Regions from separate parts of the Homo sapiens genome. Here region 2 is linked to region 1. Evidence: chromatin contacts called from ENCODE Hi-C data. All regions are on one chromosome and are shown on one strand. Each heading gives the region's core, a stretch centred on a gene start or an enhancer-like site at or near the end of the contact. The rest is flanking DNA. Distances are from core to core; before and after follow the strand shown.

Evidence for each region. A loop is a pair of places that touch in the nucleus more often than their neighbours do. Pooled maps may share reads with other maps.
Region 2: a loop to region 1 is called in a map of B cell, with 13 times the contacts of the local background. The contact joins the promoter of ERCC5 here to the promoter of GGACT in region 1. A Hi-C loop is called at or near these places in 5 of 168 maps with a recorded cell type or tissue (B cell, CD8-positive, alpha-beta T cell and naive thymus-derived CD4-positive, alpha-beta T cell) and 8 of 50 pooled maps.

Annotation. Positions count from the first base shown.
Region 1 is chr13:100,586,965-100,591,372 of GRCh38, reverse strand. GGACT (gamma-glutamylamine cyclotransferase) reads left to right here and starts at 2,584. Exons shown (of 3, transcript NM_001195087.2): 1 at 2,584-2,632. RefSeq lists a silencer at 2,432-2,951.
Region 2 is chr13:102,843,857-102,848,264 of GRCh38, reverse strand. ERCC5 (ERCC excision repair 5, endonuclease) reads right to left here and starts at 2,233. Exons shown (of 15, transcript NM_000123.4): 1 at 1,911-2,233. The coding sequence starts at 1,998. The region is part of intron 9 of BIVM-ERCC5 (BIVM-ERCC5 readthrough); the gene reads right to left. RefSeq lists a silencer at 1,445-1,494 and enhancers at 1,656-2,478, 1,845-2,634, 2,845-2,894, 2,479-3,303.

The DNA of each region.
Region 1 (4,408 bases), core at 1,335-3,834:
GAGTTTGTAAAAAGGCAGAGCAAAGGGGCCAGAATGAGCAGCTGAACCCTTTGCAGTGAATGACTCAATTGTACCATTTGGACACAACCAAACAGACTTGGTGAGTCGACCCAGTTCCTAAAAGCTACCAGAGCAGTTGGCTTGCCAAGGGATCCTGAATAACTGACCAACCCTAAACTGACAAGCCCGGGACCTGCTTAGATTGACCAGTCTATTTCCTTGAGGCACTTTGTGAGTTTTATCTCTATGAGACCCAAGCTTTGCTGTGGAGCTGTCTTCACAGTGACAGCACCCTGGAGTGTGTCTATACACAAGAAAATCTTCACTTAGCACCCTCTGTCCACCTGCAGAATCTTAGACCCTACTCCTGGCTAGCTGAACCAGAATCTACATTTTAAAACAAGACCCTGGGTTGACTGACGTGCACGTTAAAGTTTGAGAAGCACCGAGGTACATCCTCAAAAGGCGATGGTTTTCAAACTTGAACTGGCATCACTCATTAGAATGTCCATCTCTGGGCCCCACCCCCAGACTTGCTGACACTGAGTTGACCCCCAGAGTCAGGACACCTCCAGTGTGGCTGGAGATTGTGCATTTCTAAATACCCAGGTGCTGCCAGTGCTGCTGGACTGGGACCACATTTCAAAAACTGCTCTTCAAACTGTGAGTTGTTTTCCAAGAAGTTAAACTGAAGGCTTCATCCCACAGAGCCTATTCTATGTTAGATTGGGCTTCCCCAGCCTTATCTGGGATGCAACTTAACACTTGTCTTGGCTAGGCACTGTGGCTCATACCTGTAATCCCATCGCTTTGGGAGGCCAAGGCGGGTGGATCGCCTGAGCTCAGGAGTTCAAGACCACCCTGGGCAACATGGTGAAATCCTGTCTCTACCAAAAAATACAAGAAACTAGCCGGGCGTGATGGTGGGTGCCTGAGGTCCCAGCTACTCAGAAGGCTGAGGTGGGAGGATCACTCGAGCCTGGGAAACAGGGGTTGCAATGAGCCAATAACATGCTACTGTACTCCAACCTAGGTGACAGAGTGAGAACCCATCTCAAAACAAACAAAAAATTCGTCTAGTCTGCGTCATCTTTAATTTTCCTTTATCAGAAGAATTATTTATCTATTTGTCTCACTTTCCTTTGCTGACATGATTTTCCCCCCTCAAAAAAGAGATGAAAGTGGAATCATTCTTTCGCTTCAAAAAGTTAAGAATTACTGCTGTCTTTAAAAATATTAATATGAGGCCGGGCGCGGTGGCTCACGCCTGTAATCCCAGCACTTTGGGAGGCCGAGGCAGGCGGATCACGAGGTCAGGAGATCGAGACCATCCTGGCTAAAATGGTGAAACCCCGTCTCTACTAAACATACAAAAAATTAGCCGGGCGTAGTGGCGGGCGCCTGTAGTCCCAGCTACTTGGGAGGCTGAGGCAGGAGAATGGCGTGAACCCGGGAGGCGGAGCTTGCAGTGAACCAGATCCCGCCACTGCACTCCAGCCTAGGCGACAGAGCGAGACTCCGTCTCAAAAAAAAAAAAAAAAAAAAAAAAAATATTAATATGAGCTAGACAAGGTTTTTTAATACATTTCAATTTAATTATGAAGTGTCCAAGACAAGAAAAAACTGTGAAAACCAACGACTTATGTACCTGATGGTTTAGATTTCTTTTGGAATTGTACATCTGTTCAAAATACAATTACATCTGCATTGTTGGAAACGTTTGGATAAAAACCAGTTTATATAAAGGTTTCAATCAGTCCACATCCATGAGAAAGTAGAAAGGGCAGGAAATGATTAAGGGGGATTATTGCTAATCTGATAAACACAGATTTGTGTCTTTCGGAGAGACAGAAGTGTCACTCTCTCCATAGCTGTACCATTCCTACCACCTGGCCCCCAAGTGGCATTGCTTTAACCCATTGTCTCTAGGGAAAATGTTCTCTTTCGATTTTGGTTCTCAGTCCTATAATTTCTGGGGCTTAAATTAGTCCTGGAGCTAGGGAAGAGGTGATGTCATCCTTCCATTGTCTCCTTCGGCCACAGTTTCATTTTAAGAGTATTGGTAAGTAAGTGGGCAGTGTGACTAGATGGCGGTCTGGACTCGGTATCAGGGCTGTGTGCATGCCCAGCTGGGGGGCCTTGGTGGTGTGTGATGTGATAGATACACACATGGTTGGCATCCCCAAGTGTGTCTGCGCTTGGGTTCATTTGTGTGTGCATGTGTGTCCATTTGATGTGGCGTGTCCCCAAGCTTGTGGAGTCGTCTGTGAGTCTGTTTTGTGGGGTGTGGCCCAGGTGTGTCAGGGTCCACCATGCAGTCGGGGCTTGAGCCTGAGTGCCCAGGTGTGTTAGGGTGGATGTGACTTCTGTGGGGCGTCCCCAGGTGTGTGAAGCTGGTTGCGCTGTGTCTGCGGCGGGGCGTCTCCGGCGGGCATCGGCGTGGGTGGGTCTGGCTGTTAGGCGGCCAGTTGTGCGAGCGGCCACGTGTGTGCGAGGGCGCCGCAGGGGCTGGCGGGCCTCGCGTTCCGCCTGCAGGGGGCGCCGCCGGGGGCGGCCTGGGAGCAGAGGCGCGGGCCCGGCCCTGCATTTCCGCCCTGGCCCTGCCCTCCCCGACAGCCCCGGCTGCCGGCAGGTGAGGCGCTGAGCCCGGGCGGGGGTCGGGGCTGCGCCTGCTCCGCCCCCCAGGCGGGGTGTCCTGGCGCCCGCGGGAACCTGGGGCGTCGCTCCCTGCGCGGCGTCCGGGTCGAGGCCGCAGCACTCGGCGTCCCCGCGGGTGAGGGAGGAGGCCTGGGGCGCCGCCGGCCGGCGAGGCCAGCCGGAGGGAGGGGACGGTGGACCCCGAAACGCGTCCTCCATTGCCCCGCGCGGGGGCCACGGGCGCGATTGCCAGAACGGGCAGAGGGCGGTAAAAGCCAGGAACCGCCTCACGCACGGGCGCTGCTTCCCTGTAAAGGAAGCGTGACAGCCCACACGCTGGCTTTCAGAGGACCTCAGCTGAACCGGGCTAACACTTCTCAGAAATTGTTTTTCATTTTAAAGATTTCCTGTTTGTAAGGAGACTAGAAGCTGCAAAAGAAATCTAAAAACGTCTCCTGGCACTTGTGAATTTCTGATCTAAGGTTTCTTTGGAGCCATTAGTGAAACTTCTGAAATTTTGAAGAAATTTACTGCCTTGATTATTAATTATGGTTATCATTGCTGTTTTACTCTGTGGGCCAAGGACAACGCCACAAGCTCAAAAGCAGACTTAAGTGTTTTTTGAACACAGCTTCTTAACTCCACGCTTAGTTGATTTAATATTTAAGTGATAAGAAAATGCAGTCGATTTCTGGCCCTTTTTATTGTTTGGGATGAAGTCTTGCCCTGTTGCCCAGGCTGGAGTGCAGTGGCGCGATCTCGGCTCACTGCAACCTCTGCCTTCCGGGTTCAAGCGATTCTCCTGCCTCAGTCTCCCGGGTAGCTGGGATTACAGGCGCCTGCTATCACGCCCAGCTTATTTTTGTGTTTTTAGTAGAGACAGGGTTTCACCATGTTGGCCAGGCTGGTCTCGAACTCCTGACCCCGTGATCCGCCCGCCTTGGCCTCCCAAAATGTTGGGATTACAGGCATGAGCCACTGCACCCGGGATTTGTGGCCTTTTTTAAAAGCAAGTTATTCGTTTTGCTAAATGTCCCAGGAGAAATGATTAATGAAAAACTAAAGGTGACCTATTTAAAGTGTAGGTCTTACACACACGTAGGTGTCCTTATGTACATTTACCTGTAAGTGAAGACTTTTCCCTGGCCTCATTCAATTTATTGAAATGCTCAGATGAAGAGCACCTGCAGTTTGCCCGTATTTTCCCAAAATGCCTTGTTTTCCTGAAACTATTCCCAGAAGAAGCCAGACTTCCCTGAATAAGCAGACCACTGTGTTCTAGCAGAGATTCGTATTGTAAAAGCTGAGTTTGCAAAGTTAAATTAATTTCTAATTGGTGGATTTTTGTACGGAAATACTTTGGGCTAGTTGATTTTACTAACCAGGCCCTAACTACTACTAGTTAGGAGAGGGTGGTTGTTTGTGGTGATCTGGATAGTAGGTAGCAGTAAGCAGAATAGAAGAGGGATTTTAAAATGATCTGTTCATTTCTCTCTTTACTAGTAAGATTTCCAATCTGTGTCCATTCTTGAAGTGAAGTCATTGGGAGGCTTTGTATCCACCTCGAGCCAGGGCCCTTACCAGTGATTAGGACACCAGCAGGCTGGTGTGGAAGTGTAGTGCAGCCATGCTTGAAGAGGGGACAGGACCCAAGGAAAGGTGACAGTAAGAGGACAGAAACACGAAATATTCGCAGCCCTCTTTAGAACATCCTCCATCTAGGCAAACTCTATTAGGAATTTTAAGAGTTCTCAATTAAACATGACTGCCC
Region 2 (4,408 bases), core at 984-3,483, 2.3 Mb before region 1:
CCCGTGAAAATGAAATAAAGCAAAACCGATTGTAGAACAAGTAATCAGATATACTCCTTTGACATAAACGAGTTTATTATAAATATATGAGGTTGTCATGACTAGAATGTCTTTCACAGTCCTTTTTATTTATTTATTCAGAGACAGACATGAACACGGCTCATTGCAGCCTTGACCGCCTGGGCCCAAGCAATCTTCCTGCCTCAGCCTTCCGTGTAGCTGGGACCAAAGGTGCAGGCCACCACGTCCAGCTAATTTTTTGACTGTGTGTAGACAGGGGTTCACTATGTTGCCCAGGCTGGTCTTGAACTCCTGGGCTCAAATGATCCTCCTGCCTTGACCTCCCAAAGTGCTGGGATGACAGGCGTAAGCCACTGAGCCTGGCCACAGTCCTCTTTAGTAATTCTTCACAAGGGCTGCTACATAAAATGATCTAAATCTTTGCTGAAGTTTTAAGGGTTCTTGTCACTGAAAACTAACCTTTACCCTTTATTTCTGAGAAAATCTTTAGACTGCAATGATACTAAGCAACAGCTTGAGGGCAGCAACAGCGCATGTGCTCTAAAAAACAAAAAACAAAACAAAACAAAACAAAAATCCTTTGGCTTTCCCCAATTCAAAGTACCCTGTATAAAAACTTTTAAGCCAAAAATCAATTACAGATTTATTTAAAGATTATTCACTTGCAAAAAATGATAATCTCATTATGTTTTAAAACTTATCAATGTCGTTTTATTTATAAGTTTTGTACCTACTGAAGAATTAGGGCTCCACAGTCAGGGATTCCTTTGCTGAACGCCCACACACTCTTGCACTCCATTTCCCGTCCCCAATCCCCCCGCAATCATTTACAGGACTCTTTCCACAAGCCCACGAGCCCCTAGACTCATAGATCCCCATTTAGGAAATTGGTGTAAGGTATCACCAGATTCTGAGCCAGAATAGATACTCAAAAAAAAAAAAAAAATGACTACATAACAAAGAAAAAGATAAAAATTTCAAAAGCAGTATCACGTTTTGCTAATGAAAAAAGAATTTAATTCCAATGACAAACAAAACCAGCCAAACATGTACAGAAACAATAGTCCTTAAAAAGTCAATTTAAAAAATGGGTAAAACACCTGTCCACACTATCCTTCCTCTAAGAAACATAAATGGGGCAAGACTCAAGCAAAACTAATCGTCGAAGTCTACTCTGCTCTCCTTACTGACCTCCCGGACAGGATAATAACTTTAAGATTTACTGTATTAATCGCACTAAACTTCTCTCATGTAGGCAATTTCTTTATTCCTCATTCCAATCCTGTGTGTAGATACTATCACCACCTCTACTTTGCAGATGAGAGAACTAAGGCAGAGAGGAACATAAAGCACTGCCACAAAGTGACAAACCAGGATGCACAGGCCGCTAAGACTGCAAAGCTGGGGAAAGCAGACAGGGCGGCCCGCCTCATCACCCGATTCCGCAATCAACCTACCACGGATCAAAAATATTTGCGATGGAAAAAAATAAATAAATAAAACATACCAATAAAAACTACAAAAAATTTTAAAATACAGTATAACAACTATTTACAGATCACTTACATTGCATTCGGCATTACAAGTAAGCTAGAAACGATTTAAAAGATTACGGAAGTGGGTAGTTTATATGCAAATACCACGCCATTATATAAGGGAGTTGAAGGAACTTGAACATCGTGGTATACGGAGGAGGGGCTGGAACCAAAGCCCCGGGGATACCGAGGGACGACTGTACTTAGAAAACCTAGTGACAGAGATTCTATAGCGACCCCGACCCCGACCCAAGACCATCATCCTGCAGATGCCACTGTGCCCAAGGCAGAGCCCCGCGAGGAATCCAGCCCCGAATCCCTGCACCCCAAGTCCCAACGCGGCGTTAAGGATACCAACAGCCAGGATCTTCCCTTCCAGCGCTTCGGGGCTGACCTGCCGCCCGGAGCACTCCAGCAGCTTCCAGAGCCCCTGGACCCCCATGAGGCGGCTGCGTCCTAAGAGCGGACCCCGACAACTTCTACTCTAATTCTTCTACGACGGACTGCACCGCCGCCTAGGACCCCGGGAGGAAGCCCTCCCTGCTCCTACACAACAAAGATGGCAAATAATACAGAAGCCACGGTTTTCCAGTGGGGGACGGCACTAATGGGAGCGCATTAAAGCGGAGAGACTCTGGCTGCAACACGTCTCAGCAGCTGTCACCGCCTCCCGGAAGAAAGACAGGTCCAGAGAATGGCCGTTGGCGGGGAGGGGCAGGGCCTCGCCTCGCCCAGCGCTTAGGCCCAAACGTCTGCGCCGCTAATGGAAGACCGGGGTGCAAGGGCCACGCAGGCGACGGAAACAGCCAGAAGATGTCCCTGCGACACCTCCCGCCTTCGCTGGTGGGTCCGCAAACCCATGAAAAATGGGCCCGCTCGGTTTCCGTCTAATACGACGCGCAGGGCGGAAGCTCCGCCTCCGCACATGACGTATATTTTCTGCGCTTGCAGCACTCCGGAAGTGAGAAGTTTAGCGCCAGTGGTGATGCCTTGGTGGTTACTTGCTTCCGTCACGCTGGCATCCTGAAGGCGTTAAGCATTAAAACAATGTGCAAAAGCGCCTTCTTGGTGGAGTAACGGGCTTTTGTTTTTGTTTGAGACAGGGTCTCACGCTGTCGCCCATACTGGAGTCCAGTGGCGCATTCTTAGCTCACTGCAGCCTGGAACTCCTGCTGCCCGAGCTCAAGCAACTTTCCCATCTCAGCCTCTCAAGTAGCTGGGACCGCAGGTGCGCACCACTATGCTTGGCGAATTATTTTTGTAGAAATGAGGTCTCCCTGTGTTGCCCAGGCTGGGAACTATTTTCTACACGCTTTTTTAGTATCGGTTTCTACCTTTGCGCCGCCGTGTGTGAAGATACTTAACACAAAGTGTTGTTTTACACGTGAAGAGACAACCAAAAGGTGGATGCCTTCTTGGTTTTGTACTATTTATTTATATGCTAGCACGTAGTAACTAAAGAATAATAAAATTTAAAGCCTGTGAAAATGTTAGGGTCCCAAAATTACTAAGCAAAAGGGAAAAGTCAAGCTGGGAACTGCTCAGGGCAAAACCTGCCTCCCATTCTAGTCAGTCATCCTTCTGCTCACTGAGATAGATGCATATTCTGATTGTCTCCTTTGGAAAGGCTTATCAGAAACTCGTATGCAGCCTTTTGTCTCTCATCTACCTGTGACCTAGAAGCCCTTCCTGCTTCCGAGTTGTCCCCACCTTTCTGGAAGGAACCAGTGTACTTACATATGTTGATTGATGTCTCCTGTCTCCCTAAAATGTATAAAACCAATCTGTGCCCCAACCACCTTGGGCACATGTCATCTGGACTTCCTGGGGCTGTGTCACAGCTGCGCGTCCTTAACGTTGGCAAAATAAACTTTCTAAATTAACTGAGACCTGTCCCAAATTTTGGGGGTTCACAAGCCTTAATCCTTGACATATAGTTTAGTTTTCTTCAGCATCTAAAAGTTATAATGCCGCGGCTTGTAGATCAGAAAGGACTAGAAATCAATTAACAGAGTAACCCCAGAAAAGGCCACAGCTCTGGAACCCTCAGGCCAAGATTCAAATCCCCGCATCGTGCCTCACTATGGTGTTTAGCATCCCTGAAGTCACAGTTGTTCAGAATTTGTGTCTCCATCAGTAATCAGGGCATAAAACCAACCTTGCAGACTTCAGTAAGTATTCAAGGTGTTACATGCAACGCACTTAGCACTAGTAACTATAAAGGATAGTATTAGCATCCATATTTGTTCAAATTGGAACGAAATTTAAACTCAGTGAAAAGGCTGACTTAAGGGAGCAGGCAATTTTTTAAAGACTTCTTTATAACAGAAGTATACGGGAAATTGATTTTTTTTATTTTTTTATTTTTTATTTTTTTGACAGGGTCTCACTCTGTCGCCCAGGCTAGAGTGCAGTAGTGCAGTCTCAGCTTACTGCAACTTCCACCTCTCAGGCTCAAGTGATGCTCTTGCCTCAGCCTCCCGAGTAGTTGAGATTACAGGCCCCCACCACCACGCCCTGATTTTTTTTTTTTTGAGACAGGGTCTTGCTTTGTTGCCCAAACTGGTCTCAAACAATCCTCCTGCCTCAGTCTCCCAAAGTGCTGGAGTTACAGACATGAGCCACCGTGCTCCGTGGAGAAATCCATTTTTAGCAAAACCACTTCTATGCTCAATAAGATGGTTCACAGTGGCCATGTTTGGTTGACCTAGTCACATCTAATTTGCTACAGGAATAATCCTGACAAAGTGTTTTTTGCATTTCCTCCATATGTAAAGTAATCCCCAGAAACTGTTCCCAGTTGTTATTTTACTGAGAGTAATATAACTGCCTGTTCAGTATTTGTCTCTTCC